7 separate regions of the Mus musculus genome follow, and regions 2, 3, 4, 5, 6 and 7 are each linked to region 1. Evidence: chromatin loops called from intact Hi-C (ENCODE). Cell type or tissue: heart. All regions are shown on one strand.

What was found. Hi-C counts contacts between places; a loop is a spot of excess contacts. Peaks named below come from ENCODE experiments on the same cell type or tissue, not always from the same donor. Only the 100,000 strongest peaks of a DNase experiment are listed, where the experiment ranks them.
Region 2: a loop joins it to region 1, with 11 times the contacts of the local background. A loop is called at or near these places in 8 of 42 quality-filtered maps.
Region 3: a loop joins it to region 1, with 2.4 times the contacts of the local background. A loop is called at or near these places in 16 of 42 quality-filtered maps.
Region 4: it touches region 1 in a loop (4-fold over the local background); 14 of 42 quality-filtered maps call a loop at or near these places.
Region 5: a loop joins it to region 1, with 3 times the contacts of the local background. A loop is called at or near these places in 3 of 42 quality-filtered maps.
Region 6: it touches region 1 in a loop (4-fold over the local background); 14 of 42 quality-filtered maps call a loop at or near these places.
Region 7: it touches region 1 in a loop (3-fold over the local background); 14 of 42 quality-filtered maps call a loop at or near these places.

The regions. Positions count from the first base shown.
Region 1 is chr3:79,200,199-79,204,198 of GRCm38, forward strand. It overlaps a transcript of Rapgef2 not described here. Among named protein-coding and RNA genes, the nearest start is that of Gm24150, 5.8 kb to the left of the region's middle. In heart, a CTCF peak has its summit at 2,141 (motif pointing right); DNase peaks (open chromatin) are centred at 2,313, 2,723 and 3,133; H3K4me3 peaks cover 596 bases; H3K27ac peaks cover 721 bases.
Region 2 is chr3:79,467,121-79,471,120 of GRCm38, forward strand. The region is part of intron 14 of Fnip2 (folliculin interacting protein 2); the gene reads right to left. Among named protein-coding and RNA genes, the nearest start is that of Gm36442, 43 kb to the right of the region's middle. In heart, a CTCF peak has its summit at 2,304 (motif pointing left); no DNase peak of the experiment used is centred here.
Region 3 is chr3:79,441,757-79,445,756 of GRCm38, forward strand. It overlaps a transcript of Gm17359 not described here. Among named protein-coding and RNA genes, the nearest start is that of Gm36442, 68 kb to the right of the region's middle. In heart, a CTCF peak has its summit at 2,251 (motif pointing left); no DNase peak of the experiment used is centred here.
Region 4 is chr3:79,493,844-79,497,843 of GRCm38, forward strand. The region is part of intron 8 of Fnip2 (folliculin interacting protein 2); the gene reads right to left. Among named protein-coding and RNA genes, the nearest start is that of Gm36442, 16 kb to the right of the region's middle. In heart, a CTCF peak has its summit at 1,531 (motif pointing left); no DNase peak of the experiment used is centred here.
Region 5 is chr3:79,565,982-79,569,981 of GRCm38, forward strand. It overlaps Fnip2 (folliculin interacting protein 2), which reads right to left and starts at 1,698. Exons shown (of 17, transcript NM_001162999.2): 1 at 1,528-1,698. The coding sequence starts at 1,622. 4930589L23Rik (RIKEN cDNA 4930589L23 gene) reads left to right here and starts at 2,211. Exons shown (of 2, transcript NR_152118.1): 1 at 2,211-3,217. In heart, no CTCF peak of the experiment used is centred here; a DNase peak (open chromatin) is centred at 1,920; H3K4me3 peaks cover 2,179 bases; H3K27ac peaks cover 2,122 bases.
Region 6 is chr3:79,499,270-79,503,269 of GRCm38, forward strand. It overlaps Fnip2 (folliculin interacting protein 2), which reads right to left. Exons shown (of 17, transcript NM_001162999.2): 8 at 1,069-1,198. Among named protein-coding and RNA genes, the nearest start is that of Gm36442, 11 kb to the right of the region's middle. In heart, a CTCF peak has its summit at 2,252 (motif pointing right); a DNase peak (open chromatin) is centred at 1,102.
Region 7 is chr3:79,435,237-79,439,236 of GRCm38, forward strand. It overlaps a transcript of Gm17359 not described here. Among named protein-coding and RNA genes, the nearest start is that of Gm36442, 75 kb to the right of the region's middle. In heart, no CTCF peak of the experiment used is centred here; no DNase peak of the experiment used is centred here.

The DNA of each region.
Region 1 (4,000 bases):
GTGCCACCCTCGAGAGGTGTGCACACTTCTCTGTACCTCTGTGTACCCTGTCGAATGGATGGGACTCTGGGAACACCAAAGCAGCTCTCCCACTGGACGGTATACTCTCCCACTGCCTTCTACTGATGTCTCATCCCAAGCTTTACCTCTTCCTCCGACGTCACCAACCAACATGGCCTCTGCTGGTTAGTCTTCCTGTCAGCACGACCCAAGCTACAGCTATCTGAAAGGAGGGAACCTCAACTGAGAAAAGGTCTCCATAAGCTCCAGCTGTAAGGCATTTTTTTTAAATTAGTGATTAACGATGGAGGACCCAGCCTGTTGTGGGTGGGGACATCCCTGGGCTGCTGGTCCTATATTCTGAACTAGCCATGAGGAGCCAGCCAGTAAGCAGCACCCCTCCATGGCCTCTATATCAGCTCCTGCCTCCAAGTTCCTGCCCTGCTTGAGTTCCTGTCCTGACTTCTTCCAATGATGGACTAGAATCCAGAAGTGTAAGCCAAATAAACTCTTTCCTCCTAACTTGCTTTTCAGTCATGATGTTTCATCACAGCAATAGAAATCCTGACTAAAACATGGCCCCTCCCATTGATCAGAACTCTGTGCCTACCCAGCAATATTCAGTAGCAATGATCAGGTAATTGAAACCATGACACACTTGTGTTAAAATCACAGCTCTTGATGGAACAGAATCTGATACTCGGAGCAGACCACATGCAGGAAGACATGGCACTAGGCAGGAAGCTCCGGGTTGTTGGTACTTACTCTCCTGGTGACTACATGATCCTAAAGAAGTTAAATTCTATAGTTCTGGATCCTCAGTCTTGAAACCAGGCATCACCAGTTTCCTTACAAAGTTATGACAATTTTAATACAACAGTTTAAATCACTTTAGTTTTGCCAGCTGAGAGTGAAGAACAAAAGACAAGAAAAACCCTAATTCTTTCCACTACCTCTGTCCAGCTAGCTGACAGCTTACACTCACTTAGCCCACCACACTTGTTTTTATTACCTATTCCTCAGAGTCTCTGAAGGAACCTGATGTTTCGGCTTTTGACAGTACCTTTTCTATGATAAACTAAGTTTTTATCATTCAAGTTCCTCTGAGGCTGAGCACCTCTCTGGTGGAGTGAGTCACTTTCTTCCTAGCTTCCCCAAGTTCACCTGGCACAGTCACCAAGGTAGCAAGTAATCACTTAGTGCTTTCCCCCTTACAACGCTAACTCGTTAGTGCTGTTGATACTGCACTCTATGACACCTGGTATTGGGGTGACCTTCCTTGCACTGTGTTAAGGTGTGTCTCTGTATTTTCAATTGTCCATTACTGTGCCCGCACAGAGCCTAGTGCTGGCAGGATTTTGTATTGTCATTTCTATGGCCCATCACTCGGTTTTCTATCTGTAAATTTCCTTCCATCCCTGCCTAAAAGATGAAGATCAGGCAGCCCTCAATACCTCAGGCAACCACCGAGATGAACCAGGTGTTGTCTCACTGCTGACTGGTTATAATAAAGAGCTGACAGCTAATAGCTGGGACAGGAAGTAAGGAAATGTCCAGGCAGGCAGGGATGGATACAGGAGGGATGTAAGCAGAGGTGGGTTAATCAAAGGAGACGCAGAAAAAAACAGCACAACAGACAGAATTGGAGGTTCAAGCAGGCAGTGAGAGCCACACGGGGAGATGGGATGGCAGAACCATACATTAGAAGCTAGCTCAGAGACTGTCCCAGCAAAAGGACAACAGCTTTAAACTATACAGAAGTCTTGTGTTTTATTTAACCACAAGCATGTCTGCAAAATCCCTGCAGCAGCTAGTTAGAATGCTTGCTTGCTTGTTTTTAAAACAGGCCTCATTCTTAAAGTATTTAATTGTATACATTTATTTATTTATTAGGGGATGGCACCATGGTGCAAGAATGGAAGGCAACTTATAGAAGCAGGTTCTCTGCTCCTGCTATGTGGGTCCTGGGAGAATCACTTAGGTTTTATCAGCCTTGGCATCAAGCACTTTTACTAACTAAACTGTTTTGCAGGCCCTTTAGGAATATTCTTAATGAACAGAACAATATGGAGCAATTCCTCATCCAAGTCAAGTTAAGCTCAAAGAATTTCTTTGCGATATCCTCCAGGTCCACATGGTGGCAGTGTCTCTACATGAGAGTGTGCCTTGCACATGGCCAGAGCAGGAGGCTACTGTAAATGGCACTGAGGATGGTGAAAAAGTAACACTATTTTTTTTAACTGATCAAGTGGGGGGTTGGGAGCAGGAAACCGATCACTATCAGGCCAGAGAGTAACTTCTGAGAACTCTCCTGAGCAGCTAATACAATGTGAAATGTAAGGAGAGGCCGATCTGCAAGTTTTTCTAATGACCAGCCACACAGGCTGGGAGAGATGAGGGTCAGTGGCAGGGGAGGGCTGTGAGAATACCAGACGGGGGTGGGGGTGGGGGGGTGCTGGCTCACACAGCCTTCACTTCAGCTCAACACTGCCAGCCAGAGGAAGAGACAGGCTAGAGTCACGGTGGCCAAACAGAATCCAGAGCTCTCCAGAGTGTCACACTGTCATGGCACCAGCAAGAGGGATCCAAGAAATCTCTCTGTACTTCAGTGGGCATCTGAAGTCAGACCAGGAGACAGCAGAAAATGAAGCCAGGGAGTGTGCCACATCTGGGAGTCAGAGCAGGAAGGGACATGTACCATGTTCCCCATCACGTGGCACAACTGTGACATGAGAAAGCAAGCACACTGTGCTGCCCTCAATGTAAGTCCGTAACAAGCTTCGTGCACCCAGGGAAAAGCAGACAACCATCTAATCGGTCCCACAGCAAGTAGAGACAACAGCTACCAAGAAAACGGGAAGAGCACCTTGACTATCTGCTAGCTCCGCCCTTCATTGAAGCCCTAAAGAAAGCCAGAAGTTTGCAATTTGCTCACCTGTGGTTCTGGTCTTCTGACCAGCTTAGACTTGTGCTCTCAAATGCATGAATGTGATGGGAAAAAGACAGTGAAAAATACCTCACCTATCTATGATAAATCATTCTGAGACTCCTCCTGTCAAAGGGTTTTCAAGACCAAGAACCCTAGAGGCTCTTCCAAGCACACTTGCTACTGGTGGGGCTGGGCAGGGCTTCCTGTGAACACAGTGTTCCAAGCTTTAGAAAGTTCTAACCCTGGCTGTCTGCCAGCATGCAGATGGTCCTCCAGATACTCAGTAATTTCAGTCTTTTTCACCACAGTGCGGCCGATTGCTGTTTATTACAAAGTTTGATAGCTGTGTTTCTTTTGCTCCTTTGATTAAGATTTTAAGCTATAAACTCAAAGATGAAATTTGTATCAATTACTTTTTGTGTCGTTAATGAGAGAGGCTAAAGTTCAAGAGATAAAAATTTTGCCACACAGCCAAGTAACTGATCAAGTGAAAAAAAAAAAAAAAGCACTTGTAAACATCATTTCACTACATACAGTTATTTATGTATCAGACACAACTCTACTAGGAATTAAAAAAAAAAAAACCTTTGGCACTTTTACTTTTCATCTGCAGAAGAGCAGTGTTTGCAGTATTTTATTATAAAATAATATAGTTCAATATAATAAAATAGATGTAAATGTTAATGCCCATGATATAAAAATAACATTTAAAAGGTAGAAGGTAATTCCTGTTTTCCCAAAGTGCTAAACTGTATGGAAATTACTTCACCTTTTAAAAGCTGAAGCAAATGCGGGGAGTGACACACCCGTGTTTCCAGCATTCAGAAGGCAGAGGCAGGAGGACCACTGCAGGTCTGAGGTCAGCCTGGAGTTCCAGAACTGTGCAGATTACAGAATGTCTCAAAAGTGAGTGAGTGAGTGAGTGAGTGAGTGAGTGAGTGAGTGGATCTAACTAACCAAAGGAACAGACCCACCACGGCAGTGCTCACTCTTCTCCAAATCCTGATTCTCCAATGAAAGGTACTAAATGACAGGCTTGAAATCGACACCAGAAAGAACTAAAAAGACTGG
Region 2 (4,000 bases), 270 kb after region 1:
GCACAAGCATTCATTATTTTCTGCTGCTTCTCCACAGATGCAATGTGATCAGCTGTACTGAAGCTCCTGCTGTTGTGACTGCTGCAGTGACAGACGATAATCTCAAACAGTGAGCCAAAATGAACCTTTCTGTTCTAAGCAAGTCTTGTCAGGGTATTTTATTACCGTAACAGAAAAAGACTAAGACAACCTCGAAACATCAGAAAAAATGGCCTCACCTCATAAATATCTCATCTCTCAAACTAGGCTTTTGCTCTGCCTGTAGTTGCTCTGAATTCATTGCCTTCCTGTAGCTATCCAGGATGGAAACTTTGTAGTTCTGTAGGTGTTAAATAGCTGAGCTAGTGATTCATATATGTGGTAAGTTAGTAGCAGGAGCTGATGGTAAATGGTAAGAGGTCCCCAGGGATGGTCTTTACCCAAGCCTCAAGCCCAAAGCCTCAAGGCTTGCATGTGCTCTAGGAGTTGGTAAAAGCAGCATTTTACAGGAGCCCACCGAGTCCCGGCATCCTGTGTGCACCCACATGCTATAGGTTTACCAGTCAGCTACTTGGTTTTTTTCATCTGGAGTTATTTCTCCTAGTTTATGGGGGATAATTTTGATATTGTAAATATTCTTTTCTTACATCTTCAGAAAGGCTGTTTTTCTGATTAATTTAATGCCTGACTTTTAAAACATCTCAAAATTTTACAGTACAGACATAAATAATATGTAGGTGTGATGTTTTATAATAGAATGATTACATTTAATTTTATCAAATTAATGATCGATTTTACCATGAAATTGTTTCTTACAAATATTAGTCATACTGTTAGAAGTCTTCCCAGCTTTATGCAAGTGTCCCATGGTTCATGTGACTGACATGTGTCCATCATTTTATGTTAGAAGGGTATTGGTGTGCTAGTTGGAAGTTTGTCTTTTAGACTCTTTTGGGCTTCTTTTTGTCTTGTTTACTGACGTAATTTACACATTACAATTCACTAATTATATACGTAAATTGGATGAGCTTTAACAAATGTATATACTTGTGTACCCACTGTCATAAACCATGCATTAGAATTTTGCTGGACCCACAGAAGTCCAAGTTCCTTTGTAGTCAGTCCTCTATAGCTAGTTATCTCAGCAACAACTAATATGCCTTCTAGAACTGAAGTGGAAATTTCTGGTTTCTTTAACTCAGTTGTGTCATGTGATGTTTTCCTGGAGGCTGTCTTGTCAGAAAGCATGTGATGTTTTGCTGAAAACAGACACTTGAGAGGGTGAGTGATGTTTAGAAAGAATATAACTGAAGCCTCACAGACAGGGGGTTGCAGTGGGGAGCTTGTGAATTGCTAAGTCATGCAACGTGACCTTTGCTGGTCTTCACTTCATAGAAATGTGCTAAAGAACGTCTCGTGGTATTCCGGCTGCTTCTGGCAACTTCCACTGCTTGTGCTCATTTGGTGGAGCCTTGCTGTTTCTGCTGGATCAAGCCACTGCTACTGATTCATGTTTGGTGTTTGCTGTTGAACTGGACTGCTGGTATCCTGACAATGAGGAGTGGAATCGTTCCAAGAAACTACTTCTAAACAGATCCACCACACCCTTTCCTTATTAAGCTTCCTTTTCCTCTACCTCTGGTCAGTGGGTTAGAAGGGAGGTTGAAGTGTTTAAGAACCCTAAATAAAATAGAGGTTTTGAAAAATCTAAGCCTACATAGAACTATTGCTCGAACTTTTGTAGAATTTCATGTCTGGCTTCTTTAAAAATAGTACTTTTAAGATATAGCTGTAATCATTGCATTTTAGTGCCTTATTTTTGAGTATCCTCTTGTAATTTGTTTTTCTGGAGATGGCATAGCCATATTGCTCTTGTGGAAGTCCTGGGTTCAGTTCCCAGAACCTACGTGGCAGTTCACAATTGTCTCTGACTCTAGTTCTAGAGAACCTGCCATCTCTGCAAAGAGCAGCCATGCATATGGTGCATGTGCTTCTATGCAGACAAACACTCATACATATCAAATAAAAGATAAACGGAGAGACAAAGAGAGAGGAGAAAAGAGGAGAGGAGACGGGGAGGGGGAGGGGAGAAAGAGAGAGAGAGAGAGAGAGAGAGAGAGAGAGAGAGAGAGAGAGAGAGAGATTGTTTCAAATGTGGCCAACAAGAACAAAACAGCAGAGCTAGAGAGGTGGCTCAGCAGTTAAGAGTACTGGCTGCTCTTCCAGAGGTCCTGAGTTCAATCCCCAGCACACACATAGCCCGCCCCCCATGGTGGCTTATAATCTCATAATGAGATCTAGTGCCCTCTTCTGGTCTGTAGGAATACATGGATGATGCAGACCACTGTAGACATAATAAATAAGTAAATCTTAAAAAAGAGAAAGAACAAAACAGCCATGAGCATTCATATTTACAAATCTTGGTGCGAACACTGTTTTACTTCTCTGAATAAATCCTGAGTGGAAATGCTGGTCATGTGGTAAGTGCAGGCTTAACTCTGCAAAGTGGCTCCACTGCCATCTGCTATATATTCCAGCTTCTGTTACTTTGTATCAATCCTGGTCTCAGACTGTACTTTTCAATTGTAGCCATCACACAGAGTGCGTAGTCATTTTAATTTGCATTTTTTCTAATAGATAACAAAACTGATCAAAAAATGACTGCTTCACCAGCTGCGCCTTCTGACAGACCTCACTGTGTCCTCCATGCACATGAGGGAGGGGGCCGCGCAATAGCACAGCGATCATAGCCCCATGCTCTGCTCCTTGCCCCAGTGCAGCAGACAGCACGGCCAATGCTTGTGAGCACTTTCCTAACTCATTCCTAAAGAGGCTGCCTTCTGTTTTTATTTAGTACCATCCAGCACCCTGTGCTGACCATTTGTTGCTTTGAGCTGCTTATCTGAACTTCCTAACTTCCTTCTGGATAAGGCCTGGTGGGTCTGTAAGCTGCTGTCTCCCCTCTATCGAGGTGCCCAGGCCATAGTAAGCCAATGCTCCTTTCTTGAGATGCAGAAGGAGGTCGGGTGGCAGCAGCACTGGGCAGCACTGGGCAGCGCTGTCTCTTCTCTCCCCGACAGCAGGTAGTACAAACCCTGATCGCTCTGCTGCTCTCCCAACTCTATGTGTTCCTCATAGCCTTCCAATAGAGTCTTCTGCTTACATTATGCTCTGTGAGATGGACTACTAACTGCATGCATCTCCGGCTGGCCCCACACTCAACTCAACAGTGATCCTGTTGCCTCAGACTCCTGAATGGTGACATTAGAGGCATCTGTCACCAAGCTCTGCTTCAAAATCTAGCCTTTAAAACACTGATCTGAGGGTGATTTGGGTCCTAGCTTCCAACTGACCCTAACTTCCTATATGTTCTCCCTGCAGCAGAAAAAAGGAGGGAAGGTACATGTGCCAATCCAATCTCCCAACAGTCTGTGTGGTACCGCCCGCCACCAATGGGAAGAGTCTCTTTAAGCACTGAAGAAGAAAGAACATTCTCTATGTGTGAACTATAGCAGAGGCTTGTAGCAACATATATGGTCAAGAAGGGCAGAGGGCTTGGTATATAAAGTTAAAGCAGTAACTCACTAAGAAAAAGAAATGTACGAGGAAGATCACTCATGGAAAGTACGCTGAGCCTCCTTTAGGTCACGGGAGCACAGGAGCAAGGAGAAAGAACACAGGCAGAGACACGGGGCCTGTGGGTCAGCAGTTTCCTCAAGCCCCTCCCTAGCACAGGGGCAGGAACATGGGAAACGCTACCTCCTGAATTATAACAGGCTCTGCACAGACAAAGGATGGAGCCCTGGCATCCTGCTCTGCCTTACAGCATGGGTTTCCTGATATGTACAGACTCCAGCAAGAGAAGGGTGTTGAGCACTGAGGGCCTTGGAAACACTACAAGAGTTATATATTCTCAGACTAAATCCTTCACGCTCAGTCCCTGAGTGCTCCTGAAGAGTTAGCCACGCACATCCACCTCAGAGTGTCACCTAGGACCTGCTTATTTGCTGGAAAACAAGAA
Region 3 (4,000 bases), 240 kb after region 1:
CTTAAAAGTAGCATTTGCAATGTTATTCTGTCTGCCATAGTTGGACTGGAGATCCAGGGACCTCTCCTACTTTCTCAAACACCTTCCTTGGGGAAACAGTTTGATTTTTATCATTTCAGCTGGATAGATTTTATGCTATATGAAGTCACACTGTTTACATTTAAATAGTCTCTACCTTACCTACCCTTCCAATATAATTTCTGTCATATATGAGCCATTTCATAAATTTGTTTTTTTGAACAATTAATGGTATGAAAACCGTAGACATTTTCTTTATGTGGGATGGAGAAACTACTAAGTAAGAACAAGAGATTAGATTCAAGCAGGTGTTAGAAGTTATCTTCCAGGCTGAGAAGGTGGCTCCGTAACTATGCTTGCTGAGCAAATACCAGGGCTGAGCTGAGTGCAGATTCCCCAGCATTCCCACATGAACTGGGTGTGGCAGGGCACATCTTTAACCATAGCACAGGGGAGGGAAGTGGGTAGAGGTAGTCAGAATAGGGGGGCCAGACGTGGGAGGATGCCCCGGCTCGCTAGCCAGCTAGTCTCCAAGTTCGGTCAGAGACCCTGTTTTAAAAAATAAGGTGGATCTCTCACTTACTAGCTTGAACCACAACAGACATTTAGAAACCAAGGAAAAAAAAAAAGAGTTACTAAATATCAAAAAGGGCGTACAGTTTAGTAAAGGTCTAGTTTCGCCTCACAAATGTATCTAAAGAAATGCAACTTTATAGCACTTAAGAAGTTAGGCTCATCCGATTCCTTACAGTAGCCATTCTCAACCCGTGAGTTGCAACCCCTTTGGGGGCTCAAATTATCCTTTCGCGGGGTCATATATCAGATATCCTGCATATCAGATATTTGTTATGATTCATAACAGCAAAATAACAGTTACAAAGTAGTAAAAGTATAATTTTGTGGTTGGGATCTACTACAACATGAGGAACTGTATCGAAGGGTCACAGCATTAGGAAGGCTGAGAAGCACTTAGAAGCCTTAGAGCCTTTCTTGTTTAACATATGCAACCAGATGCTTTTGTGTTTGTGTGAGGGATGATATTTCCCTTTCTTGGTCATTTGTTGTCTCTGACATTCTCATTTTTTTATGTTGTGTTTCAAATACACTTTGTATTTGTAAAGGATTACTGTAGATTGTGTTCTGTTATGATGATAATATTATCCAAGGAAATTGTATAAAGTGTTGTCAATTTGATTATTGACACAAATAACATGCTTACAAATAAATTGTGGTGTTGATTACAAAAAAAAAAAAGTAAGGTAGAGAGCAACTGAGGAAAATGCTTCAAGCTGATCTCTGGTCTCCCTCTGCACACCACATGCACACATGCACACAGACTAGCATGGACATGCATATAACACAAACACAGATTGGCCATGCTTCATCATGACTGATTATCCTTGAAAGTTTAGCATTCACATAATTCCTTAGTGTCCATTTCGCTTGTTTCTAGGCACAGCAGTTTAAAAAAATGCTTATTCATGTCCCCGTGTATGTCTTTGCTACATGACGTGGACATCTGGAAAGTCCCTGAACATACACTGGATGTATGCTTATACTGTAAAATCTGGCTAAGGCATCTATTATTTAAAGACAGGAACAACAAAACATCGCTGACACTGTAAGAAAAACAAGAACAAACCAAACCAAAACCTGAGAGAACAGCTCGCTGAAAAAGCAATTCATCACCCAAGGGTCACAGTGTAGATGCATGCCACCCTTTACACAAGTTACAACTGTACAACAGAATAGCTTCTGGGTCTTTGGGGTCATCAGTTGTCTTATTTGGCCATAATTTGGGGTTCAATATTACCTTTTGACTTTATTTTAAGTAGGTTGTTAAAATCAAAGATAGACCCTTGGTTTTGCCAGTATCCTGAAGTCCAAACATCAAGCAAGTATGGTAGGCATGTGCCTTCTGGAGAATTCTATGAGGCACTGTACCTAAGAAGCACAGCATCTTGGCCTATGGAATGGGCAGAGCTAGGAATATGGCTCAGCAGTTGAGCATTTGCTATACCCATGGGGACCTGGGTCCAATTCCCAGCACCCATGTGGAGTCTCTCACAATGATCAATAACTCCAGTTCCAGGGCATCTGACACCCTCTTCTGGCTTCTTGGGTAAATGGCATGCATGTGGTACATACACATGCATTTAAGCAAAACGTGTACAGTTTTTTAAAAAATTCCTTGGGGCTGGAGAGATAGCTCACTCACTGTTCTTGGAGAGGACCATGTGAGGAAGCCACAACTGCCTGTACCTCTAGTTCCAGCGCCCTCTTCTGGCTTCCAAAGGCAACATTGCAAACACACACACATACACGTTTTATATATATATATATTATACAGGGAAAGAGACACAGATAGACAGACACCTAAATAGAAAGAAAAAATTTCCTTAAAAAGAGAGGATAGCTTCTTATAAGCCCTGTTCTTTCCATTGGGCAATAGTTATCCTTTGCTTTTAAACGTTTTTCTATCAATAGCTGCCTAATATGTATGTTCTTTTGATCTGTCTGGTTTAACAACAACAATAAAAAAAACCAACCCAACTTTTGTTTTTTAGTAGTGTCTATGATATAGGCTGTTGATCCAGGGTCAAATAAGCACTATTCCAGGGGGAAAGATGAAATGTTTAGAGAGTAGTGTATGTACAGCATAATCATAAATAATTCTAGGGTGGTGTGTCAAGATGGAGAGCCAATCAAAGGAAACAAAGCTGTACTTAACTCACTTAGAATATGTGTGGCACCAGTCTGGAGCATCATGACACGCTGTCCCACCTTCCAAAACCTCTGCCCTCATGAAGGGCTGAGTGGTGATGCCTGGCTGCAGTCAAGGCCAGGCTGGCCTCTGGAGGTGGGATGGAGAGCACCCACAGTAAGGGTAGGGATGGTCTTTTCAAGTAGCCAGCATCTCTGAAATATTCCCCCATCTGTTGCTGTTCATCATCAGCAACCCCCTGCCCCATGAGCCTATGCAGAAGGCTAGCTTGAAAACGGGAAATATGAAGAAATTCATCTTAAAGCTCTCTCTTGAGCGATCTGATGGTAGGTGTGGGCTGCACTGAAGATGTAAAAAGATCCATGTAAATAAAGGTCTCCCGGGAGTGTCCCAAGGAGAGAAGAGAGGGAAGGACTTGTCCCTTAGACAACAAAGGACCTGACAAGTGCTTCTGTATGTGTAGCTCAAAACTTCCCCTTTGCCAATGGGACTTTTTTCACTTCCAGAATTAGAAAGAGCAAATATTGATGGTGCCTTGAGGAAGCAGCCAATGAGAGAGCCATATCCTTAGGGAAGAACTTAAGAGAGAGCAGGTCATTAGGGTCCTCCGCGAAAGCCAGAAATACACGGATACACAATGACATCACTTCATGGTGGGTACGGAAAACGCAAAGCCCCAAAGGAAGCTTGTCTCTGTGAAACTCAAGTGAGTAACTCACTGTGCTATATAGATTAGGTGGGAGGCTGACTCACTGGAACTCAGCACAGTCACTTTGAAAAGTTAACCTCAGAATCCAAGAGACAGCCGCTTAACCACTTATATGGAAGTATTTTTAGTTCCCCAGACAGAGCTCACAAGATGTGGGTCAGGGCAGCAGACAGAAGAGAAAGGGTGGCTTCAGGCACCGTGGGTGCTGGCCGCTTTGGTGCTCCAGAATAAATAGCTATTTTAATCAGCTTATGACAACATTCAAGCCAGTGACCAAGAGGCCACTGAATTGTTTGGTCATGAACCAAAGCAGCCACGGAGTCCACGAGGTCCCAGCTCCACACAAAAGGCAAGACACCTGGAACCAGGGCAGCCCGTCTTCACGGCCCCTCCTCAGCACCTGGAGTGTTTTCTCTGTCACAAGCATCCACAGGAAAGCCAAGCTTGCCCTGTCAGTTTTAGACACTTACGTAAGAAAAGGCCAGCCAGTTTTTCCTGAGTGCTAAAACCTATTTTCTCTCCTCAGCCCATTTCTTGATGTTCAGGCT
Region 4 (4,000 bases), 290 kb after region 1:
TCACCTGAGCTCCATCTCTGAGATCCACTGAAAAGGCTCATGTGGCAGCACAGAGCCATGATCGAAGCATCCCCACTGCGAGTGACAGGCAGGGACAGAAGAATTGGTGGTGGGACACTCGCAGGCCTGCTAGCCTAGAATACGACACAGGAGAAACAAGAGAAACCTTGCCTCAACAAGACAGAAGGCAAGAACTGACTCCTGAAAGTTGTCCTCTCATGCTCACGGTGCTCTCTGGCACATGTGTGCCCTAGAATATAAAACAAACGAACCACGGAAACTCGGGTCCTTGTTTTTTAATGATAGGTAAGAACAGATGAGAGACTCAGAAGACGGGTCCTGTGGAATATTCATGCTTCGACACTCACTGGCACCATCCCCAAGGCTATTAATACCAATAGATGAAGTAACTCCTCTAAATGCTCCAAAGAGGCCATGTGATTAACTGACTGAGCACTCTGGAAAATCCGCTAAGCAGAAAGGCTCAACTCTCTTCTAATATGGTCAAAAGGCTCTGCTTCTGTAATAAAAGAATTACAGAGCCAATAGCTTCTTAATACCCGTCTTAGGAATAATACAATTACGCTTTAACCATGACTCTTATTTAAATGCTATGAAGAGTCACGAGAGCTACCACAATATCTACTAACAGCAAGAGGGAAAATAAGAAAAAAAAAATTGTTTTGTTCTACACCAAAGTAAAGGCCAGAGTATACTGCAAATTAGTATAACTAGCCTGTCACACAGCAGCACGTGGCACATTTTCTTTGTCACCAACTATACCATTTTTAGGGCTCTATTCACAGTCTGCAGTCTCTTGTAAGTTTTGAACTATATGGGATTTTACTAACACACGCACTAACATTTACTAACATACGGCCAAAGCTGCACGGTTAGGAAAGCAATGTTAAAAAGAAGGCTCTGAGGTGTCTGTTTCTGCTCTCTCTATCATCCCTCAAGATCTGGGATGAGGGTGTAGGCCATAAGGTCACTCCTGATCTGCAGGTGTGGAAACACACCAAATATCCTAATAAACCACCAACTCTTTTCTCTGAGAGATCTGCCCATCCTAGTGACAGAAAAAGCTTGGAGAATCATGCAGACTGTCACAGATTTTCACACAGAAAGTGACCTGCTATTTGAAAAGGCTCCTACTCTTGTTATAAAGTCCCTGTATTAAAAGCTTGTTCCTATGCACCAGTTTATTTCTGTTACACAAATAGAGATTCTAGCCAAGTGTGGTGGTGCACATCTGCAATCCCACCAACTCAAGAGGCTGAGGCAGACAGGCTGAGGATATAGGTTTGAACTCAAGTCCAAGGACAGCTTAACAGTGTGATCATGTAAAACTTGCCTCTTTGCTGAATGTTCTATTTCTCACCTTTCTCAAAAGCAAAGCACTCGCATCCTCCTCAAGCCACTTGGACTTTCATGCGCAAACTGTGGCCATCGCTGGGCTGTCATTCACCTCCTTCTCTCCCTCTAAACTACGTCACCACAGCTATGAGCTTTAGCACGGCAGAGAGTGCCACCTGCTGAATGCTGTAAAGCTTCCCTGGCTGAACCGAGGCCACATCTCACTGTCTCCATCACACATCTCTTCGAGCATCTAAAGCCACTGGACTTTAGTGTGTAGTCCTGGATCAGCTCTCCACAGTGAAACAAACCAGTGTCCTGATTATCTTTTAAGTATTATTCCACAACAGAGAATGCTTGGGAATGTTTCAGAGAACCAACTGTATAGCCAGATACTTTTTCATCCTCTCTCCAGGTCCATGTGTGCTGCACAAGCTGTTTTGGAGTACACAAACTGAAACAGCGCTTGCTTGGGGACAGAAAGCTCTCTGGCAACGATTGTAGAGTTATAACCCAGGATGCAGGCTCTTGGAAATCAACAGTGACCAGATGCTCATCCTGACTGACCCATCAGCTCCAGCTCATGCTACTGGATGCTCTGCGATGCACTACAGGGAAGATCCGGAAGCACTCAGACCAGTTAGTGGGTTTTAAAACATGAGCGCACATGCATGCGTGCGCGCGTGCACACACACACACACACACACTCACACCATGGCTACTCACTTAAGCCTTTCCCATCACACAGAGGAGGCATGGAATTCCATACTCTATCACATGAGAGTGTGGAGTACAGAGTTAGACCCTATGTCAACAAAGAAATAAGTAAATGAAGCTGTGTTTTGTTACACTTAAGAATATACTCTTATATGTAAGTACCTCAAAATCATAATCACTCAAATTTATAACTATCATCATTTTAGCACATATGAATAAACTATAATCGATATATCAGAGCTGCCAAGCACAATTACTGTTGAGGTCAGATTTGAACTTACACTGAACCTATGAAACAGATAGTATGATGAGCCTAAGAATGTCCCACTGGCAACTTTGTTCAATTTAATAACTAGAAGGCTTGCAAGGGGCATGTCTCCATGTCTGGCTCCTTTGGGATTCGGGTGTTTCTCCCTAAGGGATGAAATGCCCGAGGCTCCTCAGCCCCCACAGGTATCAGAGCTATTGCTAGCTGCAGGATACAAACAGGTGTCCAAATAACCCAAGCTTGCCACCTAGCACGATGAAGTCAGAAAGGAGCCAGCCTTTAGATTTACATCATCCTTAACTACTAACTCTCTTTAAGAAGAATATTCTACTTATTTATATTAAAATTAGCTTTCTTTTTTCAGATACGGTCTCATCCCATAGCCCTGGCTGCTTGAAACTTGCTACATATACCAGGCTGTCCTCAAATACATCTGTCTCTGCTCCCTGAGTGTTAAGAGTTGAAGGTGTATACCACCATATAGGATAGGAAGGGTGTTTTTAATTACTGTGGACTTCCTTTCAAAGCCAGAAGCTTTTGATGCCAGGCTCTGTTCCAGTGGTAATGTGTACGTGCACTCTAGCACTCAGCCGTGAGAGGCAGTGTGTGTGCACACCAGCACTCAGCCGTGAGAGGCAGTGTGTGTGCCTGTACTCAGCCGTGAGAGGCAGTGTGTGTGCACTCCAGCACTCAGCCGTGAGAGGCAGTGTGTGTGCCTGTACTCAGCCATGAGAGGCAGAGTGTGTGCCTGTACTCAGCCGTGAGAGGCAGAGTGTGCCTGCACTCCATGCTCTAGATCAGTGTCAGCCCCAGAACAGAGGATGGGAATGGACAGAAGGGAGGAAACTGAGTTTCCAGGCCACATACTTCCTACAGGGAGTAGTCAGCAGCAGAGGGAGGCTCCTGGACCTCTCAACTGCACGTTCCTACAGGACAGGCTGGGACCCACAATACACTGATCACTGTGTTTCCTCTTCTGTGTTAGTTACAATAGCAGAGTGGGACATCAATACTTAGAAAAAAATAAGATTTAGAGAGAATCATGATACTGTTTTGTACCATATTAAATTATAACACAAAAATGTTATTTTTAGAATTTATAATTTTATGTTGTTCTTCATATAACACTACTATATTTTAAGTAAGATTTTTTAAACATGAGCTTTACATTTTAGCACCTGTACTAGCATTCTTCTTGCCTTATGAGTAGGGGCCTGGCATTTTCACATTGCACTAGTCCCATAAATTATGTAGCTAGACCCACTACGTGCCCAGGCTTTCTGAAGGTCAGATTCTTAGTTAGGTGGAGGCTCAGCAACAAGTCACAGTTCCCAGTGCCAGGTCTCCACTCAGTTTGGTTTTTTATATTTTAGAGGCATAGGCTTGAAAATGCTACCGACAGCTTCAGATATAAATCTGAAGGGATGGAAAGGCATTTGCACTGGAGAGCAGTCCTGTGACGGTTCTCTGCATCCATCTCTTCCCACTGCAGAGGCTGCAGAAAGGTAGTGGGGATGGAAATGGCATGAACCTGACACATGCCAGACTGATACCAATGAGAGCAGAAACACTGATAAGTTTGCCCCATTGGCCAATGTTTTATCTGCAGTTTAAAAAAAAAATTCTGGGCACCTGAGAGGCAGAGGCAGGTGGATCTCT
Region 5 (4,000 bases), 370 kb after region 1:
CACACACACACACACACACACACACACACAAATGCTGCTATTCTGTTTAATGTCTCATTCTCTCCAAGTTGGAGCCAGGGATGGCAGCACGTGCTTACTGTAATCTTACACTTGAGAAGCACTAACAGGACGATCAGGTCATCAATTGATCGAAGCTAGCCTGGGCTACATAAAACTGGAAATACAAGATAAAAGAAAATCTTATATAACTATAGGAATGTGTTTGTATGTGTTTTGAATGAATTTTTATGCAATAAAGGAGATGAGATTTAATCAAAATTCATTTCAAATGCGATGCTTCATGTTGGTGTTCCCAGAACTTGAGAAGCTAAGGCAGGAAGATTGTCAAGAGTTTAAAGCCAGCCTGGACTAATGAGACCTTTGTTTGTTTGTTTGTTTGTTTTTAAAAAAAATTCAAAGTCTTACATTCTGAACATAAAGTATCCCTAGAAGGTCTGAATCGGTGTGAGGTGTTCAGTTTTCTGTTTTGTTTTGTTTTGTTTTATAGTGATGAAAACTTAAATGGCAAATAAAATGTTTTCTCAACTAGTAGTGCTGAGAGACAGTACAGGACCCAGGAGAGCATCTTTGGAAACTTACCACTCAAAAGCAGAATAGTATAGGGATGTTACTGAGAGCCAATTGCTTAGCTCAAAATGCAAGACCAGCCGCCACTTAGAGCTGTGGGTCTTGAGCCAGCTTAACACATGCTAATCCAAAGGTATGTGTTCCGAAGATGAACTATTAAATATCTGCCTCTGCTTTGTTAAATTAGAACCCGAGACGTTTCATAAAAAGCATTTCCCTCCCTTTCCACTCATCATGCGGCATCAGCCTTCTAACTGATGAGGAAATTACACACTTTTATTCATCCGCCGGCGAGCTTGTCATACACTGCAAGAAAGAAGCTGCTTTTTTCGTGGCTTCACCCTTTCCAACTTCAAAATACTGTCACATACTCAGTGGGTTGGAGCTGCCTGCAAAATGACAGCTTACAGGCTCTGGGGCAGGGGAGACGCAGGTGACTCTCCCTCCAGAGACCCTGGAAGGTACACACCGGTCCCAGACGTGCTCAGACACGGGGGCATATGGAGAAATTTTGTGGGGCACCTGAGGAAAGAGGGCAGAGGATGGCGCAGGGCTCCCACCTGGGGAGACCTGGAGAGCAAGGAAGGAGGACGGCGCTGAGGTTCCACCCAGAAGGAGCAGTAGAAAAGGGACAGGGCGGTTCGCGGCTCTGAGACCCTGAAAGAAGTGGAAAGAGGAGCCCAACCTGGGAGAACCCGGCGAGGGAGGGAAGAGGATGCTGCTGGGTCCCACCCAGAAAGAGGGGCGAGAGAGGCGTGGGGTCCCACCCGGGAGGACCGGGACAGAGGAGAGTGAGAGACTGGGGTCTTTCCCAGGAGGATCTGGGAAGAAGGGACAGGGTGGCGCGGGGTCCCGCCCAGGAGGAGGGGACAGGGTGGCGCGGGGGTCCGGTCTCCATGCAGCCCGCCTGAGGCCTCCCTCCCGCTCGCACGCGCTCACCTGAAGGCCGGCTCCTCCTTGGGCGGCCGGGCCTGGGCAGACGCTGCGCCGCCGCCCCTTTTGTTGAAGAGCTTCTGGAGCAGGGTCGGGGCCATGGCGTGCACGCGGCGGCCCGGGCGGGCGGCCACGCTCCGGGACCCGACGGCTCAGCGCGCAGCCCACGGCGGCCGCGGCGGGGCCATGGCGACGGGGGCGCGGCCGCCCGGAGGGGCGCGAGCGCGGGACCGCTGCAGCGGACGGAAGGTGCGGCGCCGCGGCCGCCGGCCGGTCATATGACGGAGCCGGCCCGCCCGGCTGACAGCTCGCTCCCGCGGGAGGAGGAGCGCGGAGAGGGCAGCACGAGGGAGAGGGAGGAGCACGGGAAGAAGAGGAGGGAGAGCATGAGGGAGGGGAGGAGCACGAGGATGGCAGGGAGGGGGGTGCACGAGCGAGGGGGAGGAGCGCCGGGAGGAGGGAGGAGGAGCGTCAGAAGGCAGCACGAGGGACTGGGAGGAGCAAGAGGGACTGGGAGGAGCGCAGGCGATGAAGAGTGGAACGTGTTGGGAGGAATACAAGGGAGTGGGAGAGAGGAGTGGGCGATGGAGGAGGAGCGCCAGGGAAGCGGAGAGTGGAGCCGGGAGAGGCTCGTAGGGAGGAGTGGGGCGGGGCGTGTGGGGGGAGGGGGAGGAGCATAGAGGCCTAACGTCTCCATTGGCCAGCTTTACCCGCCCTGCGCCGACATCACTAGGGGTACGCCCGGAGTTATCACTCGCCGGGCTCTTACTGGGGCTAGAGAGTTGGGCGGGGTGCACGAGTCTTCACACACTTGACCTACTGAGCTCCAGAGCACAACTATGGAGGTTTTTGTTCTTTGGAAAGAAAAGCCCTTGAACTTGGTCCTCATTTTATCGGGTCCAGGACTCCCTAGCAGAAAACGTGGCCTGAGCTGGAGAAGCAACTTTAGTGCCTGACGTTGCTGCTGGGGATTCTGGCCCCTGCTGCATTTGAGGTCCCAGCAAGCAACTGCCGGAACCAGAGTAAATCAGCAGGCTCAATTTTGAATTTACAAACAGTTTATTCAGGTCACCGGGTTTTGTTTTGGTTTTTTTTGTTTTTTGGGGTTTTTTTGGGTTTTTTGGTGTGTTGGTTCCCACTGGTACATAAGTCACACAAAAGCTGTGCATGTACTAAGCCCATATGTGCGTGCGTTAAGCCCACATATACACACAAATGATTGCTTTCCTAGTTCGTGTTCACATTGGGCACATAAAAAAAAAAAAAAAAAACTCAATAGATTCTTTGATTTAGGGAAGCTGAGTGTGTGCTTAGACTCATTTGCCTGTGCTTTCACGCCTCAGACCCCCTGAGAATTTATTGTGCTGTGGTGCAAGACGTTAAAGAACCTGCGGTTATGAAGAGTCTGACCACATTCAAAACAGTTTATTAATCTGTTTTGCGGCCTAGAGCTCTAACGTGGTTCAGATGGTAGGTAGTAGAGCTAGAGTTAGTTACTTTTGAGTTCCACTCTGACTCCAGCAAATTTGAGGACGGTGAACAAATGACCCACCAAGATTTCTTAGACTTGATCAAAGGAAAGTTAAGGATGGAGAAACATGGCTCAGCAGTTACAAACATAAGCTGCGTTTGCACGGGACTGGAGATCTCTTCCCAGCAAGTGGATCAGAAAGCTCACAACCAAGTCCAACTCCAGGTCAGAAGTCGTCCTCCCCCTTTTGGTGCCCAAGGGCACTGCACTCAGAGGCACAAAGTTACACAATGCGCGCGCATGCACACACACACACACACACACACACACACACAGAGAGAGAGAGAGAGCGCTAAAAAGCAAAACAAGCAAACAAAAAAAGAGGACATTTAGACGTTTAAAAGCAAACATATTTCACAAATATAAGTAATCAAAAGAGGGGGTGGGGCATAGCTCTAATCTGCTCAAGGCCCCCAATCCAGAGGTTGCTTCCTGGTTTCTTAGTCCGGGTCTCTAGCACTGCCACATGGCTCTGTATGTGAAGAGGAACAGGGATATTGTGAATGCTTAGAGATGACAGGATAACAATGAAATGAAATGAAAACTGGGACTTGTGAGGGCTGTCTTCCACAAGCCGATCTATCAGTTCCTGTGACTTGTTTCCATATATGCATGCTCTGTAGTCTGTTTTAGTTTGATTTCTGTTATATTATCATAAATACTGCTTGTGACCTGCTGAAACCTGGTTCTCCTTCCTGAAGAAGCTAGAAGAAAAGCAGTTAGGAGTCGTTTCTTCCCTCCTAACTGAGATATAATTATTAATATTTAATATCTGGATATAATGTTACCACTATCTTGATAGAAGCTTGAAGATGAAACCAGGACAAGACATGGTGAAGACAGAGCCTTTAAGAGAATTTCATTTTTAAAAAATTTTTCTCTATTGCTTATCATATCATGAAGAAATTTGTATTTCAACTCCTAGTCTGCCAGAGAAAATACTCAACA
Region 6 (4,000 bases), 300 kb after region 1:
GCGAGATGGCTCAGCGGGTAAGAGCACTGATTGCTCTTCCAAAGGTCCTAAGTACAAATCCCAGCAACCACATGGTGGCTCACAACCACCCATAATGAGATATGATACCCTCTTCTGGTGTGTCTGAAGACAGCAACAACATTTATTATTAATAATAAATATATCTTTGGGTCAGAGTGAGCAGGGACTGAGTGAGAGGAGCCAACCGGAGTGAGTGGGGTTGAACAGAGCAAGCAGAGGTCCTAAAATTCAATTCCCAACAACCACATGAAGGCTCACAACCATCTGTACAGCTACAGTGTACTCACATACATAAAATAATTCTTTTAAAAAAAAAGAAAAATTCTCTTATGAAGTCCTCTATGAAAGAAAATTGTGACAGGTTCCTGATAGGCAGAAACCGTTCCATCTCCGGGGAGAATACGCAGTGTAACTGTGGCTTCCTAGGATGAATTGGGTAGTGTGCCTTCTGGTTCTAGTTTGTGGAATAGTTTGAGGAACACTGGTACTAGGCCTTCTTTGGAGGTCTGACAGAGTTCTCCACTAAACCCCTCTGGTCCTGGGCTTTTTTTGGTTGGGAGACTATAAGCCACTGTGCTATTTCTTTAGTGGCTATGGGACTGTTTAGGTGGTTTATCTGATCCTGTTTGAACTTTGGCCCCATCCCAGCTTTTCTGGGATAGATAGTGAATAGAGCATATTCACTTTTAATCATCACCAAATTCAGCAGCGACACTGTATGGCTACCAGGCATTTCCAGTATCTTCTAAATGAAAAGATGGGTTTCCAGATGGGTACAGTGTCAACATACTCACAATCCTGTACTTAGGAAGTAGAAGCAAAAGATGGTGAGTCCCGACTGGGCTACATATTGTATTCCAGGCCAACTTACCTAGTTTTAATTTACTATCTCCTTAAACAATTTAATGTGTAAACTTCAGACTAAGCTGGAACTAATCACAAGGTTTCAGGTCTTCTTTCCCTGACAACAGGCAAGGATAAGCCTGCCAGGCTCCGTAAGCAGTTTATACTAGTACTTTCCTTAGCCAGAGGAAACAAGTAACTCACCTCCTTGGAAAGATGCCATTTTCCAAACTCGTTGTCTGACTTCGGAGCCAGCGGCGCTGGTAACTGCTGGAAGAGGATGTAGAAGAGCTTGGAGACGGGAAGGGCGTGATCAAAAGGCTGCTCAGTGAAGCTGCAAGGCAGTACATTTCAAATGAGAAAGTCCAGCTTAAGTCCTTACAATGCATGTACGCTCCGATGCACAGGACCGCTGAGCTGCACATTTACAATGGATTCCACAGTCTGGGGACACTACTCAGAACCCACATGAAAACCTAGGCTTGCTAGCATGTACTTGTTACTCTGGCACTGGGGAGGAAGGGACAGGAGAATCCCTGGGGTTCCTAGCCAAATCAGAAACGTCCATGTCCCAGGAAGAGACTCTATCTCGGAAAGCAAATGACACGTAAGGTGACACAAACTCATGCAGCACATGAGGATACATCTGCACATACATGTTCACTCACACCTCCCACAAATGAATGAATAAATAAATAATAAATATATACCGGGATGGTAGTACAGCACTGAAGATGCAGAACCTGAAGGATCTTGAGTTCTAGGCCAGTGTATCTATGTAATGTCGAACCTCAGGCTAGCCTGAGCTACATAGCCTCCCTACAGACAACCCCCAGTAAGAGTGGAAAATGGTAAATTTTATGTAATGCGTATTTCAACATCATAAGCACACACACATAGTGAGACTCTTTATTTCTTTAAGAACACAGAAATGTTATGTGACTATGTTTTCATTTTAATTCCAGATGTGGGATACACAGCTGCTTCAGATCATCCACAGCTACCAACTGTCTATGATTTGTTGTGGACTCTGGCAGGGATGGGATTCTGCCAGCTGAAGACTGTTTGGAATTCTGGGGACTCTTAACAGGGTATAAAAATGCCAGAGTCCCAAGAGGCTGGGGCTTCCCTTGCTGCTCAGCTTTGTGAAGTGGCTGTGGGCAAAGAGAAAAAAGAAATTGGATATCGTGACCACAAAGATCAACATTGCCCTAGGGAACTCAGTGCCATTAGTCAGCAGGTGGTAGTCTAATGACACAGATGCCTCCTTTCTCCTCTAACTTTCTTTCTCCCCCACCTAGGGTTCGGTTGAAAGGGTGGAGAAGGCTGGTAGGAAAAGGCTGGTACTAAAGTAGCCTAAAGTACAATTACACACACATACCCTAAATTTTTTGCCAATCATATCCAGCAGGGGGAGACTAAAATTTTGCTCTTCCAAAAATTTCTGCAGATAAAAAGTGGGGGGGAGGGGGGGGGACCACAGACTTTTTCTTTTCTTTTGACCCAGTGCTGGGATTACAGATGCATGCCCCCATTCTAAAGGAGTAAGAATGCTAGCCTAGCCACAACTAGCCACCTTCTGTTCTCAGTCACACGGATTCCTAATCTACAACTCTGCAGACATGATCAGCCTTTACACTATAAATAGAAAATAAGTATACAATGCAGATCTCTAAAGAGATCTGCCCATATATATAACTTAGTCAACATCATATTTGGCCTATTTCTTCACTCTCTTCTTGGAGGTAAAACTTAGGCAAAGCAACCAATTTATCAGTGTGAGATTTTCCCCTCTCCTGATCTCATTCATTTATTCATTCATTCTTCTTCTTTTTTATTTTGTTTTCTGAGACCAGGTATATGTGACTGTGGCTCTCCTGGAACTCACTATGTAGACCAGGATGGCCTCAAACTCACAGAGATCCACCTGTGTCTGCCTCCCTGGTTCTGGGATTAAAGACATGTGCTACCATGCCCAGCCTCTGACTCTCATCTTCAAATACAGAAAATTAATAAACATTAAATTAATAATAAACATAATTAATAAAATTAATTACAGGCAATACATTTTAAGATTACAAAATGACTTTAAAGTTTCAGAAGGTCCCCTAAGCTGTGCTTGATGTCATGGGCCTGTACCACCAGCTATTCAGGAGGCTGGACGACTACAGAGAGGAGTTCAAGGTTTGCCTGTCTCAAAGGAGGCTGGGGATACAGTTTAGCAGCACAAAACTTGCCAAGCATGGGCAAGGCCTGCATCACTGGTAAAACAAAATAAGTCTTCAAAAGCACTATATAAGTTTTACCATTCCTAGAAAAGACCCTTGAATAAAAATACCATGTTTCAAAATACCCTAAAGTTTCTGAGCTAGCCAGGACATAAGGGCAGCTGCACTGGTCACTCCTGACACAAAAAGGAAAATGTACTGGGGCACAGAAAGGGAGAGGAGCTTCCTGTCAGCTCAGTATTGAGAATCCCCCACACTCAGGAAGCAGATCTCTGTGAGTTTGAGACCAGCCTGGTCTACAGAGCGAATTCCCGGACAGCCAGGGCTATGCAGAGAGACCCTGTATCAAACCACCAAAACTGAACAATAAACCCCACAATTTATATTTGCTTATGGGACTTTCTCACTTCCCAAAGATAGACTTGTAATTGTCTAATCTCACCGGAGAGTTCCTTGATGGTGAAATGACGTGCCAACCTCCTTGTGTATCTCTGGTGGCTCCTGCCTACCTCATTAGACTATTACTCTACCACAGCACCTCTGAAACTAGTTTTGCTGTTTCTGCAGCAAAGCTAAAATGTATATTATCTGTAATTCTTCAATAATGTCTGTTCTTACTCTGAAGGTTCATTTGCATATATTCATTCAAAAAGGAATGTTCCAAAGTGTTCATGGTTTTCCTCACACTGGGCACTATAAGGACACAGGACACGTAGTTACAGTGAGGATGGTAAAGTTCTCTTTCTTGCTAGATGCGAACATGTTGAAGGGGAAGACCGCCTACTACTAAGCTGGCCTGGAAAGACTGGTCTCAAATCCAGCCTATAAACTGGATATGGTGATGCACACCTTTAATCCCGGCACTCGGGAGGCAAAGGCAGGCGGATTTCTGAGTTCGAGGCCAGCCT
Region 7 (4,000 bases), 240 kb after region 1:
CCAAGGTCCTGTCCTATGAAGGACGGCTGAGGGAACGGACAATCTGAGGAGAGAAGGGGGCTTGAGGATCCACGGAAAATCTGAGGTAGCTACTAAAGAGAATGTGACCTGCCAGAGGCTCATTGTTGTCTTCTCCCAAAGACCTCCTGGACGCTCAAGGCTGAAGGCTGGAAACCCTGTGTTTACATGAACAAGCTTTTCCACTTGTTCTAAGAAAAGATAGCCTGTCTTGACGGAGAATCTGAGAAAAACTGAACTGGAAGCTACCACGTATAATCTATTAGTCAACATAATATCGCAGCTACTGCTCACAGAAAACAGATAATCTCTAGCTGGCCTAAACAGTGAAGAGCTTTCAAAGTGAGAGAATGAAAATACACATGCAAGTGCTGACTGTAGTATTAGCGTAAGGGTTTGTATGGCATGAACCACCCTGTCTTTAAATGTCGGCTCTTGCCTATGTAGGGTCCTCAACAGCATCTTGTGCTCATCCATTATAAACCAGATTCAATTTTGTCCAACATCACTTCCGGTTTTTTTAATTCCAAGTGAATAAGATGAATTTTGCCTTCGAAGAACTTATCACCTTGCCGGGGACTAGTTAGGGGTAGGGGAGCAGACACAGATGAAATGACACTATAGTTGATGATAGATAGCATGCAATGATAGAAATACTGAATCAATTAGTGTTTGGGGACAGGTACTATACTTGATGCTGGTTCAGATACCTAAAAACCTAACAGTATCAGTTACAATAGGACTGAAAGACCTAGTGGAAGCAAAGCCCACAGTTGAAAGTTTAACTCTGGGCAGGAATCTAGAGAAGGCTACCCAAACTGAAGGATAGGTAGGATCAGCCTTGAGAGTGGCTGGATTTCGAGTCCAAAGTGTTGCTATTTACAGATGTAATTTGCATGTTCAGACAAATTCCTCTTTGAGCCCAATTATCATGTATTCGACAATAAAAACAGTTCATTTCTAGTCTCGGAGGCAGTGTGTGAAGCTGGCAGGGTTGATGCAGAGCGGCTGGCTTGTTTTCTGTCTAGCAGCCTAAAGGCTAACTCATTAAAATTCAAGGATGGATGGCATGGTGGGTGGCTGAACAAATGTCTTCTTCATGGAGCAGAGCTGAGGCCTTCAAGACATTTCTCCCAGAAGCTAAGCTGCTCTTTGCAGCTGTTCAGTAAGACACCACCGGGGCGGTACCTCCTCCTCAGATCCACCTCGACACATATGGTCATGACAACATCAAGAACAAAAACAGGAAGACGTCATGGCATGGGGCCATGGTTATACCATTCCTTATTCCAAAATAAGTCATTTTAAATATAAAATTGTTTAAACCTGAGCCTGTTTCCAGTTTATGGTTTAACCAAAGGCAAGAATTATTCCACAGCCCTGGGGATGAACCCAAGTCCTCAAGTGCTCTAGGTAAGGCATTCAAAGCACCGCAGGGGCATCAGACATATGGACTGGACTTATGGATGCTTTTATAACCTCTAGTGGATTATATTATTGGACCAAAAACAACAGCACAAATTTTGGTGGAAGTATTTTAATATTTTTACTCTGATTCTGTATTATGGATCTGATATATTATGGGTTGGAGCAAATGAAAAACAAAGTGAGATTCTCATTCAATCATTCCTGCTTTGAATGAGTACGAAAATTCTTGGAGGAGGTGGGGGGGGCATTACAGATGTAAAAGAGATGAAAGTCTCTGAAGTTTATTACAATATCACTCATCATGTTCACGCCCATGCGTGCATGTGCACGCGCGTGCACACGTGCACACCCCCACACCATTACTACTACATGGATTGTAGTTGTATATTTATTTTCCCCCATATTCTCTTCACTGCAAAGACCTAAACATAAGGGCCAATTCAGTAGCTGAAAATTCCCTTATGTTTTAGATAGGGTTTTACTACTATAAACAGACACCATGACCAAGGCAACTCTTATAAAACATTTAGTTGGGGCTGGCTTGCAGGTTCAGAGATTCAGTCCATTATCATCAAGGTGAGAGCATGACAGCATCCAGGCAGGCATGGTGGAGGCGGAGCTGAGAGTTCTATATCTTCATCTGAAGGCTGCTATGAGGAGACTGACCTCCAAGCAGCTAGGGTGAGGGTCTTAAAGGCCACACCCACAGTGACACACCTACTCAAACTGGGCCACACCTTCTAAGAGTGCCAATCCCTGGGCCACACATATACAAACCATCACACGTTAGTACTTAGATTCTTTTAGTTTGTTTTAGGGACTAGATCACATTGTGTAGCTCGGGCTGTTCTTAAACTTACTCCGTAACCCCCCAATTGGCCTCAGTCTTGCCTCAGTCTTCGGAGTGCCAAAAGAAAACAAGCATACATCCTACACCGGGCTAAGTGTTCAGATTCTCCAAATACCTTCACACCAAAAGCAATCAGGGCATCTTGGAGAAATGGCTAACTATAGCTTTGGAGAACGAGATGAAATAGATGAACCTGAAGCATCTCAACAGGCCATGCAGCAAGACCAGACAGCAAAAGAGTTGTCAAAACTCACTGTAGGGCTGGAGAGATGGCTCAGCAGGTAAAAGTGATTGCACAGTAAATGTGATTATCTAAGTTTTACCTACACACTCATGTAAAGATGGAAGGAGAGACCAGATTTCACAAAGCTGCCCCCTGACCTCTGAAAATGTGCACTCACATCTTTATATCCACTCACCCCATAACAGCAAAGCAAAGCAAAGCAAAACAAAACAAAAAACACCCTCTCAAGTCGAAAGGAACTGGAGGAGTCAGACTTGAAGAGATTTTGGGGCTGGAGAGATGGCTCAGCGGTTAAGAACACTGGCTTAACCTCTTCCAGAGGTTCTGAGTTCAATTCCCAGCAACCAAGTGGTGGCTCACAACCATCTGTAATGGAATCTGATGCCCCCTTCTGGTGTGTCTGAAGGTAGCAACAATGTATTCATAGACAGAAAATAAATAATTCTTTTTAAAAAAGAGAGAGAGAGAGAGATTTTGTGGGCCAGAGACAGAGCATTTGCTTAGTAACCAGGAGGCCTTGGGTTCCATCCCCAACACCAAAACAAATCAGTACAGAGGCCCTTTTTGGAGCATTCCAGTGAACTAACTTTGAAAACAGAAAATAGGAGGAAATAAAGTCATGTGAGTTCCACTTTTGCAACACACAGCACACCACCATATAACCACACAGAAAGTGAGGTGACTTTAAAAGAGGAAATCCAAGTTCTCCAGCTTATGAATACAAAAGGAGTAACAGAAATGGAGGCACCACCCCCATGTGAGGCCTAAACAGTTACTGCATCTATGCACTGGTGCTAAGAGGCCACCAGGAGCATCGCAAGCAGAATGCGTAGATCGTATGTGCCTCTTAGGTTATGTGCCTTGTGATGGGAGAAGCTAGGCCCTTTCTAGAGATCATTAAATGGTTCTGAGGATGGAACCCAGACTCTCCTGCAAGCTAAGCACGGGCTCTATCATTGAACGCCTTCCCATTCTCCTTTCCAGACTTACACAGTAAAGACCTAGCATGGACTTCAGCATGTGACTGCCTCTGGAGGTAGACATTCAAATGATGTCACCGAGGAATCCTAACTCCACTGATATTGGGAGTTTCTTAAAGATTGATTGATTGATTGATTTATATGAGTACACAAGCTATCTTCAGACACACACCAGAAGAGGGCATCAAATCCCATTACAGATGGTTGTGAGCCACTATGTGGTTGCTGGAAATTGAACTCAGGACCTCTAGCAGAGCAGTCAGTGCTCTAAACCACTGAGCCAACTCTCCAACCCCAATATTGGGATTTTAAAAAGTTATTCCCCCTTAACCTAAAGTGTTCTGGTTGGAATCTGTGTCTCCACCCTCCCCTCCTAGCATTGGGGTTCCAGACATATCCCACCATGTGCAGCTTTTATGTGTGTTCTGAGCATCTGAACTCTGGGCCTCATGCTTGCACAGAAAGAAAGCATTTTACCCA